Regions from separate parts of the Homo sapiens genome. Here regions 2 and 3 are each linked to region 1. Evidence: chromatin contacts called from ENCODE Hi-C or POLR2A ChIA-PET data. All regions are on one chromosome and are shown on one strand. The core of a region is the stretch at or near the end of the contact, and the rest is flanking DNA. Distances in the headings are between cores, read along the strand shown.

What was found. A loop is a pair of places that touch in the nucleus more often than their neighbours do. ChIA-PET counts read pairs that join two places held with the same protein, here RNA polymerase II (POLR2A). Pooled maps may share reads with other maps.
Region 2: a map of dorsolateral prefrontal cortex shows a loop between it and region 1 (3-fold over the local background). The contact joins the enhancer-like site here to the promoter of WDR4 in region 1. A Hi-C loop is called at or near these places in 1 of 168 maps with a recorded cell type or tissue (dorsolateral prefrontal cortex) and 1 of 50 pooled maps. POLR2A ChIA-PET finds 5 or more read pairs at or near these places in 1 of 52 experiments (GM12878).
Region 3: a loop to region 1 is called in a pooled map, with 11 times the contacts of the local background. The contact joins the promoter of PDXK here to the promoter of WDR4 in region 1. A Hi-C loop is called at or near these places in 9 of 50 pooled maps.

What each region holds. Positions count from the first base shown.
Region 1 is chr21:42,877,247-42,880,860 of GRCh38, reverse strand. It overlaps WDR4 (WDR4 tRNA N7-guanosine methyltransferase non-catalytic subunit), which reads left to right and starts at 1,322. Exons shown (of 11, transcript NM_018669.6): 1 at 1,322-1,454. The coding sequence starts at 1,366. It overlaps LOC105372817 (a long non-coding RNA gene), which reads right to left and starts at 1,149. Exons shown (of 4, transcript XR_937765.3): 1 at 1,106-1,149. RefSeq lists enhancers at 1,070-1,419, 1,490-1,599, 1,630-1,679, 1,332-2,296, 2,297-3,260.
Region 2 is chr21:42,155,136-42,158,840 of GRCh38, reverse strand. No RefSeq gene overlaps it. Among named protein-coding and RNA genes, the nearest start is that of UMODL1-AS1, 48 kb to the right of the region's middle. Within about 2 kb of position 1,725, at least 3 of the 41 ENCODE cell types and tissues checked have a DNase peak (open chromatin) inside an H3K27ac peak, as active enhancers do; they include dorsolateral prefrontal cortex, where a contact is called at or near this core.
Region 3 is chr21:43,717,495-43,721,428 of GRCh38, reverse strand. It overlaps PDXK (pyridoxal kinase), which reads right to left and starts at 2,300. Exons shown (of 11, transcript NM_003681.5): 1 at 2,048-2,300. The coding sequence starts at 2,134. LOC124905032 (a long non-coding RNA gene) reads left to right here and starts at 2,881. Exons shown (of 2, transcript XR_007067896.1): 1 at 2,881-3,214; 2 at 3,737-3,934. RefSeq lists silencers at 1,312-1,501, 1,659-1,968, 2,009-2,798 and enhancers at 698-1,607, 2,949-2,998.

The sequences.
Region 1 (3,614 bases), core at 73-2,572:
GGACTTGTAGTGAACAAAGCACCACCAGCTGCCAAAATGTGGACAGAACAGTTTAGAGTGAAAAAAGGTCTGTGGGCTCACAATTTGCTAATGACAGGAAGGAGGTTGAGAAAGTTTCTCAAAGGGCACATTCTTCAACATGGCCAAGAAGGTGCTGGAAAAGGAGGGACACCCAAGAGGGCAGAGGCAAGAGCTGTGCTGAGATACAGCCTGGGGAGATACTCCCAGGAAGCAGAACTCGGGCCTGGTTAAGACTTCTTATTCTTGTAGGGCCTGAAAACATCTTCCAGTAGGATTTCAGAATTGCTTTGGACCAGTGATTACTGTGTCTCCTCCTCTTCTCATTTTCACATGCAAGTATTTATTGTGGTTATCTGGTCCCGGCTCACCATCATATATTGCGTGCACGGGAGAGAAAATTAATCTTTTTAGTTTGTAAGTCTCTGGATCAAGAGGAGCTGCACCGGACAAGCCAATCTAAAACAGACCGTGAGATCCTAGATTTTGTGCCTGATGCTGGGATTGTAAGAGGCTTTTGGGGATCTTGGGATGAACACTGGAAACTAACCATAGTTTGGGTTGAAAATATCACTACAGTTCGGAGATTTTAAGGCATCTGTGGCTTGTCTAAGTGCAAAGATTCAGTAGGCTTACTTCTAGCGACCTCAGACTTGACGCCACCCGAGACACCCTCACCCATGACCACATCTTGGACATTTTTTTTTTTTTTGAGAGAGAGTCTCGCTCTGTCGCCCTGGCTGGAGTGCAGCGGGGGCGATCTCGACTCACTGCAACCTCCGCCTCCCGGGTTCAGGCAATTCTTCTGTCTCAGCCTCCCAAGTAGTTGGGGCTACAGTCGCACGCCACCACGCCCAACAAATTTTTGTACTTTTAGTAGAAACGGGGTTTCACCATATTGGTCAGGCTGCTCTCGAACTGCTGACTTCATGTGAGCCACGGCCCCCGGTTCATTCACTTCTTGAAGGATCATTTACCAGGCATCTAGTAGCCATCATCAGGTCCTACGTCTCTCCAGCTACCGCGGAAAAAGATCCAGAACCAGCCCTACCCCGTCTAGAGGAAAGGATGAACATTAGGCAAGTACTTGGAATCGTGCGAAGTGCACTCCATCAGATCACCTTGGTGAGTGAACTGCCAAACCCGAAACACCGAAGGCCACCAGCCACAACCCGGAGGGCGGTCACAGCACCTTTCACGCATGCTCAAGGCAGGCTCGTCCTTGAGCATGCGCGGTACGTGGGGTATACGTCATCTCTCGGCGTCTGCGCCTGGCGTCACCGACCGGTGCGGACAGGAAGAGGCTCTGGGCTGGCACATGTGTATGGCGGTGAGGCGGGCGGGTACATGGCGGGCTCTGTGGGACTGGCGTTGTGCGGGCAGACGTTGGTGGTGCGGGGCGGCAGCCGATTCCTGGCCACCTCCATAGCAAGCAGGTGAGGGGGCCTTGGTCTTGGAACAGGGAGACCAGGCTGCGGGCGCGCGTCGGGTCCTGGCGACCCCGCTTCTCCCGCACCGCCTGGTCGCACCCACTCTGGGGTGACCCCGGGGAACTCCGCTCCAGCCCACGAGTCCTCCGCCGCAGTCTCGGCCTGGCCGCGTCTCTGCGCCTGGAGGGTCCGCTTTCGCCGTCCGCTCTCGGCGTCCGCTCCCCGGCTCCGGCGCGCTCCTTGCACTAGATGGCTGGTCTGCGGTGTTCTTGCCCGGTTAGCGCCGCCGGGTCGCTTCCGGTCTCCGCGGCGCCGGCGGGGACCGGGTAGGTAGAGCACGTGGGGCGACGCTGACCAGTCAGCAAGGCCCGGCCGAACACGCTCTGCAGAACTGGGAAGAAGCGGGTCTCGGGTCTCCCTGGTGAGAAGGGAGGGGCTTACTCACTGCGAGCTCACTGACCTCCAAGCGCGCTCCCTCTTTTTGCAGGGTTGTCTGTTCCCTCTTCCCGGCCTGCATCCACTCACCTGGCCTTAATTGCTCCTTAGGGCTCCAAGTCATCTCCGACACTTACCCAACCCAAGGGTGCACGTGGAGCTCGCAGTGCGCACCTCCCTAGTGGCCCTTCGCACGGCTCGGGTTTTGCTTTCCGTAATTTTATTCTCCTTCCTTAGTGTATCGCCAGTGCTAGGACGACGCAGGGGATTTTTAACTTAGTAAATGTTTGTTGATGGAACAGTCCTAACTCAGGACTCTCGGAGCAATTAGTAGTGCTGTCAGTTTCAGCCCCTCGTTTCCTTTCCCAGGTTATTTGTGATTTCATATTTGAAACGGACGACGTGTCTGTCAGATATACTGTATATTTTTTGTTCGTTTGGTTTTAGAAAGCCAATTCGATGTTAAGTTAGGTCTCACAAAAATTGTACTCAGAAACCCGTCACATATCCCAGATGATTTTGTTTTAGAGACTCACGGTCTAATATCTGCCAGAGTGAGCTGTGGATATATTAGACATGATTTGCTTACCTTCAGTCTTTGCATTTTGAGGAAATTCTAGTGGCTGGTGGAGTTTCTGACTTGGAAGACAAGTCCACGGTTCCATATGGAAAGTTTTTTGGTGCACTCGCTTTAAAGGCTATAAATATGTACAAGATACGTGCCAGGGGGTGAGGATGGGATAAACCGAAGTTTAGGTTCAGTATGGAAAATGGGTGATTCTTATGTTGGTAAGTGCCTGGGGTCATGGGAACACTTTCAGGTAGGTGAGATATGTTTCTAAATAGTAATGGCTCTTTGAAATTTGTATACAGAATCCCACTGAACGCTCAACAGTATCAGAACATAATTTCTTTTTTTTCTTTTTTTTTTTTTTTGAGGAGTCTCGCTTTGTCGCCCAGGCTGGAGTGCAGTGGCGCGATCTTGGCTCACTGCAAGCTCCGCCTCCCGGGTTCACGCCATTCTCCTGCCTCAGCCTCCCGAGTAGTTGGGACTGCAGGCGCCTGCCACCATGCCTGGCTAATTTTTTATATTTTTAGTGGAGATGGGGGTTTCACTGTGTTAGCCAGGCTGGTCTCGATCTCCTGACCTCGTGATCCGCCCATCTCGGCCTCCCAAAGTGCTGGGATTACAGGCGTGAACCACCGCGCCCGGCCCGTAATTTCTTATAACCATGTCGCATAGATTTTGTGGTGCCTAAAAGAATAGCATATTAATTCCTGTTGAGTATTTATCCCTCATTTGTTTTACTGAACTTTTTTTTCCCACAGAACTATGCAGTATGACGTACTCCAATAAGAGATTAAGCAAATAAAGTTTGTTAACTGTTCCCTGAAATATTGTATCTAGACAGTTTTCTTGTCAAGTATACAACTTTTAATTTAATGAGTGTGCAAATATTTTTTGTTCCACAGAGAAAAAAAATCAACTTTTTTTTTTTTTTTTTAACAAAGTGCTCTTTTAAAAATCATTGTTAGGCTGGGCGCAGTGGCTCTGCCTATAATCTCAGCACTTTGGGAGGCTGAGGCGGGCAGATCATCTGAGGTCAGGAGCTTGAGACCAGCCTGGCCAACATGGCGAAACCCCGTCTCTACCAAAACTACAAAAATTAGCCAGGCGTGGTGGCAGATACCTGTAATTCCAGCTACCGGGAAGGCTGAGGCGGGAGAATT
Region 2 (3,705 bases), core at 476-2,975, 720 kb after region 1:
GACGTGTGTGTAAACATCTGTACGTCAGTCCACTCTAAGTTTTATTCATGCAAAGGAAGCACGCAATTTACAAATAATAAATATACAGGACTTTTTATCATAAATTCCATAGAGCCAACTGGTCCACACAGATGCTTTTGTTGATTTTGGCCAAACTCTCATATTTGTAGCCAGCCTATAGCTGCAATTCAACTACGATTTGACAACGTTTTATGCTATTTACAGTGTAACAGTTATGACCATAGCACACTTGTAGATTAATCTGCGTTCATCGAAGATTTTCATCATTTCCTTGAGTCTAGATAATCAATAAGACGATAAAATCAAGCCTCGATTTGTAGCACATGCTGATTTCCGTGACGTAAATGCTCTTGCGATGGTTGGTTCAAGCTGTGGACACGACGAAGCTCAATGCAGAGACCGGTGTGCCCTAGCAAACCTCCTGTTACACAGGATTTCTGCCATACAGATGCAACAGAGGTAATAACTGCCACAGCATGATGATCGTAAAATTATATCATAATAATACCATAAAATGTACAATTAATAAATTGTATTAAAACAAAGGTAACAAATGCTCAAAACTCAAGTTACCTTTGTTTTAGTGCAATTTATTAATTGTACATTTCAGCCGTTCCCCACTGGGCTCTCAGAAGCCGGCGTGAGCTGACTCCAGCACCTGTCCCTGCCAGCAGGGACGACTCCAGGAGGACTGCCAGGCCAAGACACAGAAAGGCCATAGAGAGCACACATCTGAATGCGTCAACCCCGGCTGAAGCCCTTTCTGCCTCCTAATCCTGGAACCTGTGACTCGGTTGCCTTACCTGGCAAAGTGAATTAAGGCATCAGGTGGAATGAAAATTGCTAATCTACTGACCTTAACATCAGGAGTTTATTTTGGATTATCCTGGTAGGCCCAAAGTGATCACCAAGATCCTTAAATGTGAAAGAGGAGGCGGAAGAGGAGCTCAGGGGATGAGATGTGAGAAGGCCTCCACGCCAGTGCTGCCTTTGAAGAGGGAGGAGGGGCCGAGGGTCAAGGCCTCAGGGCAGCTCTAGAAGCCGGGAAAGGCAAGAAGTGGACTCTCCCTAAACCCAGCCTCTGGGAGGAACCAGCCCTGCAGTACCTTGATTTTAGCTCAAGGAGACCTGTGTTGGACTTCAATCTCTAGACCTTTAAGAGAATAAATGTGCATTGTTTTAAATTACCAATTGTGTGGTCCTCTGTGACAGCACCTAGAGGACCCTAGAGCAGGAGCCCTCTGCATTTGTATGTCCCGTTCTTTCACCGCTGTGACCCCAGGCTCTGTGGGCTAAGGGCTGGGAGTCTCGGGCTGACCCTGCCCCATGCCGATCTATCCTAGGGCCCTGGGCAGTTCCTCAGCTTCCTGAAGGGGAGCAGTGACGGCGATACTGACCTTGCCCGATTGTTACGAGGATTAAATGAGATTATAAATGTGTAGGGCTCAGTACAGGATGGAGCGCTATGAAGCTCTCCACGGCCGTGAGCTGTGATTATCATGAGTACAGAAGGGTTGTGTCCTTATTAAGCCCGCTTCTCTGGGAAGACTGGGCTCTCTTTTTCCAGAAACAGCAGTGATTGAAAGGCAGCCTGCGTCCTCGGGACAAGGGCCACTGTGCATTGTTTCCCAACAGATGCAGCAGAAGTCTGCTCAGCCCCGCAGGCTTCATGGCCCGGAGCCAGCCAGGCTGATGGTGTTTTCGTGTTTGCCTTTGTCTGTCCATGACTTGGGAGAAAGCCATCTTTGGGTGTTATTCCCTTCAAATAGATCAGCAAAGTAGAAAATGCCCCTTTTCTCGGCCACAGCTGGACTGTGGGTATCAGGACTCCCACATCTGGAGTCCCCAGCTGCCCGCATTCTAGGAGGATCTGCAGGTGTCTGCCTCCAGCCTGACCTGCATTCTCACCTGGAAGAAGGTTGGGGAGGCAGGGCTGGTGCCCTCAGGACCCAGGGGCAGAGGGGAGCACCTGAAGAGCAGACCTGTCTTCACAAAAGCATCTGGGGAGACAATAAGGGATAAAGACCCAAAATCCAGTCTTCTGTGTCCAGGGCACCCCACACCTCGCCTGGACAGACTCCACCCTTTACCCTCTAGTCCCTGCCAAGTTGGCAATCCCAGGTCCTTCCAGATCAAAGATTTGGGCCTCAAAGTCTGAAAAAACTATGGACTGGACTTGTTGCCAGCAGTGTAGACCGAGGGCAGCCAGAGCTGGGGGTCTCAGGTTCCCCTTTTAGTTTGTTTGCCTTTTGAGATGGAGTCTCGCTCTGTCCCCCAGCCTGGAGTGCAATGGCGCAATCTCAGCTCACTGCAACCTCCATCTCCCGGGTTCAAGCAATTCTCCTGCCTCAGCCTCCTGAGTAGCTGGGGTTACAGGAGACTGCCACCACGCCCAGCTAATTTTTGTATTTTTAGTAGAGACAGGGTTTTGCCATGTTGGCCAGGCTGGTCTCGAACTCCTGACCTCAAGTGATCTGCCCACCTCGGCGTCCCAAAGTGCTGGGATTACAGGCATGAACCACTGCGCCTGGCAGGCTCCCCTTTTTGCATCTGCCTCCTGGCCCCTCCTCCGCCCACCCTGGTCTAGTGTCTCTGATCTGTTCCTCTCTCCAGTCTAATCAGCATCCAGGCAGATCCGAAGTGAAGGTGGTTTGGGAGGGAGGACAAGCTCCGTGACCCTGTGTGTGAGAATCTGGGGGCCACCTCTCCCTCGCCAGCAGGTGGGTGAATGGCCTTTTCTCCAGGGGAAGGCTGGGCCTTAGGAAGAAGGTGAAAGCTTTGCCTGGGGAGGCCATGCGGATGGACCTTATGTGAAATTTTCTGCATGTTAATTTATTTCTTTACACCGTTAGTTCCTTAGAGTTTTGTTGCTGTTGTTTCTCTCTCGCTCTCGCTCTCCCAAAATCCACAGAGAGAATTTTGGTGTGCACTGGTGAATGTTGGAATATTTGATGCTTCTCTGGAAAGACTCACAGACCACAGAAGTCACAGTTTCTTACAGCAAAAGGAGGCAGATTAAAATCAGCAAATGAGAAAGTCACACAGGGTGGGGAGGGACCGGGCGCAAGCTTTCAGCTCCTCTCGCAGTGGGGTCACCAGTCAGCACCCGTTCCCTCAGCGTCGATGTGTGGTGGTGTGCACTGGTGAACGCTGGAATATGTGTGCTTCCTGGCATCATCGCTGTGCAACAGAAGCCCAGGCAGATAGTGGGTCCAGGCCCGAGGAAGGAAGCCTGGCTGAGCGGTGCCCAGGTCTGCGGCCCTGTGTCCTAGTTGGGTAAAGCCCCTCCCTAGGAAGCTAGTGGTGGCCTCAGGAGACCAGCCCGGGCACCAGCAGCTACAGCCCCTGTCACTGTTGAGGCTTCCAGGGGAAGGGCAGACACCTGCAGGGAGCCTGGAATTCCAACCACCAGCAGCTGTGAAGAGTTTCAATCAGATCTAGTCCACCTTCAATAGAACCCAGCGTTTAGAACCACGCCTGCGCCCCTCTGTGTCCGCCTGAGATCATTTCTGCCCAGGGCTGGAAGGCTGAAGTCACCATGGTTACTGATATGTTTATTTTTGCTGGGTTGATGGCGATTTCTGCTACTTGAAAAAAAAAATTATAAACACCTTTGGAGATGCGTAAAATATGATGCATCCAAAACCAATGAGGGGCGTCTCCTCTCAGCTGCGTGCCGTCAGC
Region 3 (3,934 bases), core at 1,051-3,550, 840 kb before region 1:
CAGCCAGAGGCTATGTTCTGCCAGTTTCTAAGTTTTCTTTCCTCACATTCAGCTATGTGAACAAGGCTTTGGAGTCCTAAGCCACATGTGATGATCAAAATCAAGAACAAACTCTTGCAAGAGCAGCTCTAGACTTTGGGGACACGTCCCCTTGGAACTGCAGCTAGAAGCGGCAAACACTGGCCCCAAGGCCATTTCCAGGCTCTGTCCCCCATTCCCTCCTGTGCCCACTAAGGCTGGTCCAGGCTCGCTGGGTCTCCAGCCATCTCAGCCCCTCGGTCATCACATTGCTTCTCCTTGTCCAGCCGGGCTTGGACATCGGGGTATGGGAGCAAAATGCCTGCATGGAACCCTGTGGAGCCCACAGGTAAGGATGCCGTGCACTGGGGAGACCCGAGGTAGGAACAGCAGCGCCATCCTTTCGAGGCTCCACCTGAGGTGAGCAATCAGAGGACACCCCTCGAGTCACTGGGAGTTCGAGAACAAAGGACATTGCTGGGGGATCCCGAGTGAGCCAAAGAAGGAAACAGTTTGCCCAATGAAGTAGGAGGTGGATGGGAGGAGGGACGGGACAGACACAGCAGGACCTGCACACTTCTGCCAAGAGAGTGGACGCTGTCCTCAGAGCCCCCTGGTTCCACACTGCCTGGCTGCCCCTGCTTCAGGCACCCTGCACCTTTCTTCCCAAGCCCAATCCTACCTCTGACTCTGCCCAAGCAATCCGCCAGCCTGTGGTGACCTCCCCCAACCCCCTCAAGCTAGGAGTGGTCCAGAGCAGTGCTTAAGAGCCGGAGCCACAGAACCGGTGCACCCTGACTGTCCCAGGCAGGGTCTGCCTGCAGCTGGATGGAACAGGGTCTCAAGTAAGACCACCTGTGAAGCACCGCATCCTTCCCAACAGGACCTCCACTTACTTCGGACTCGAACCCCCTGCCTTTCCACGCTCAACTCTGCTCAGCTTGGTCCTCCTGGGGGCACGCCTAGGTCAGCCCTCAAATTCCACTGAAGCTCTGCTCCCCTCTTCCTGTCCTCCTCCCAGGCCAGCCCGCACCGCAGGCCCCGCCGTGCCCAGGTGGCCCTTCTTTACATCCCGTGGGGCCCAGCACAGGGACCAGGCATACCTGCTCCCGTCCCCAGTGACCAGGCCGCAGGTGGGCAGCACAGGAGAGCACGACCCGGCAGGGCACCCCCAGCCCTCCTGCTGACTCGACAAGGCCAGGAAGTGCCCGTCGTCCTGGTTCTGCCTCGGCCCTGCGTGACACCCACGCCACTGCACCCAGGCCTCTCCTACCCCTCCACGGGCCACTTAGCTGCAACCAGGAGGCCGTGGGCCAACGCGTTTTAAAAGCTGGCTCCCTAAAGCCAATCCGCACAGTCCCGAACTGCTCTCTGGGGCTTCTCCTCGTCAGAGCAAACACCTGCAGGGATGCCGCTCTGCTAGAGGGTGCAGAGCAGCCCCTGCCCCACCCTCTTCCCTTCGGCCACCTCCTGGCGTGGTCAGGCCGAGGGGAATCCACCCTCGTGGGCACCGTGACCTCACTCGGCGTCTTCTTCCTGACTTCCCCACGCACAGGGGCCCAGGAGGTGAGCGCGCGAGCGTCTCGAGCTCCACGGCCGCTTCTGCGTTCCAGCGGGGCAAGGTCCCGGCTCGCGTGACTGCTCCGGGACTCCTCGGGGCTCTGCGACATTTCCTCGCCTCCGGGAGCCGCACCGCCCGCCCGCCCCCGCGGCAGTTGGCCCGGTCGGCGGGAAGGGGCGAGGACGAGCGGCTGCGCCATAGCTGGTGCACAGGGCTCCCTCCTACCCGCGTACCCCGACGCCGGACCCGTCCCACCCGCAGGGGCCCGCAGAGCGCTCAGCCCTCCGCTTCCGCCCCCGCAAGCCAAGCAGAGCGGGAGGCTCATCCCGCGCCTGCCTCCAGGGCGCCCGCGCCAGGCTCTGCCCGCAGCTCCCGAGCCTCCCTCGGGGAACTGAGGCTCGTCTCGGGCAGCCCCGCCAAGGTCACGGGCTCGGGTTACGTAAGCCCGGGCTGCGGGCGGATGCGTACCTGCAGCGGGAACGTGGCCGCCCGGTTGCCCACGTAGCCGCGGATGACGTGGCTCTGTATGGAGAGCACCCGGCACTCCTCCTCCATGCCGGGCCTGGCCGCGGCGGCGCGGGGCCGAGGCGGGGGCACGGTCTCCGCCGCTCGCTCGGGCTCCGGCTCGGCTCGGGCTCGGGCTCCGGCCCCGGCTCCCCTCGGCTGCGACTCTGGCTCTGGCGCGCGGCGGACCCGATCAGCGCAGACGCCTCCTTCTGACCTCAGCGGGCGGCTCCGAACCCGCGAGTTCCGCGCGGCGCCGGGGGCTGGCCGGGGGCGGACCGGGGCGGGGACAGCCACGCAGGCCCCGCCCCCGGGCTGGGAGGAAGCGAAACCGGACCCTGGCCGCGCGGCCGCGCCAGGTGGCCCCCGCCACTCTGCCGCCCGAAACGCTGGGTTTGCACTTTCATTCCGCCTGGAGAGGGCTCTGCAGCGCCGTTCATTCGTTCGTTCATTCATTCATTCAACCATTGTGCTCCGCCTCAGCCCTGCGCCCCGCGCCCCGCGCCCCGCGCCCCGCCGCACGCAGGGGAGACTCGGGGGCCCGGGCTCCACGCCCCTGACCTCCGGGCGCGACACTCTCGCAACGCGGATGGCCACGAGAGTGCGCGCGGGCGTGGGAATAGTGCGGAGGCGCGAAAGTGACCCCGGACCCCGGATACCCAAGGGAACCGCGCTCTCAACTGCCTGCAGGGCCCGGAGCCCGCATCCGATCCGCGTCCCTTCCCAGGGGCCGCGCGGGAGCTGACAGACACGGGGCCGGGGGGACCCAGTCAACTCCGCACCGGCCTGGGGCGGCGGGCTTCTCTGGGGGCGCCCCAGACCCTTGCGGACCCTGAGTGCCCACTCTGGTGGCGCGGCCTGCAGAGGCCCCCAGCCGATGGCCACATGCCCGGCCGTCCATCCACAGGTGCCTGGGTCTGGGCCGCGTGTCCGATCCCACCCCAACCAGGTCTTCCTGTGGAGGGCCTGCCTTCGAGGACGAACCTGACCCCCTGGGGGACCCCACAGCCTTCACTTCCCACCCCTACGCTCTCCACAGCTGACGCACTCCCTGCGGCTTCCCTGCACCACCCCGGGGAACGGAGGCCTTTGGGTTCCAGACTTGCAGACATGGTGATTTGGGGCCCTGGGGTCAGTATCACCAGACTAAAGTCTTGGTGACCTAACACAGCGCACCTAGGGCTCTGTAGCTTGGTGAGACCCAATGCCCGACCAGGCGGGTGCTGAGGACTGAGGGAGGAAGACATTACTTAGAGATCTAGGCTTTTAAAAGAAAGTACTTCATAATTAGTCATAATTGTCCATTAATAATAGCTAACATTGGCCGGGCGCGGTGGCTCACGCCTATAATCCCAGCACTTTGGGAGGCTGAGTTGAGCGGATCAAGAGGTCAGGAGTTCAAGACCAGTCTGGCCAACATAATGAAACCCCATCTCTACTAAAAATACAAAAATTTAGCTGGGTGTGGTGGTGTGCACCTGTAATCCCAGCTACTTGGGAGGCTGAGGCAGGAGAATTGCATGAACCCAGGAGGTGGAGGTTGCAGTGAGCCAAGATCGCGCCATTGCCCTCCAGCCCGGGTGACAGTGAGAGACTCTGTCTCAAAAAAATAATAAAATAAAATAAAGAGAATTAATTGTAACACACCCCTAGATGGTACCACGAGGCTGGAGTCCAAAAGCGCTTGTCCTGGCCCTCGCACCCACTCGCCTGCGTGCTTCCCCTCCCACAAGGAGTTAGAGCGTGGTGCCAGGTAAGCAAGCCACACCCCTATCACAAGTCCAGCAAAAGGCTCCAGGGAACTCTCCCGTCTCATCACCTTAAAGGCTGTAACCCTTTGTAAGAAATAAA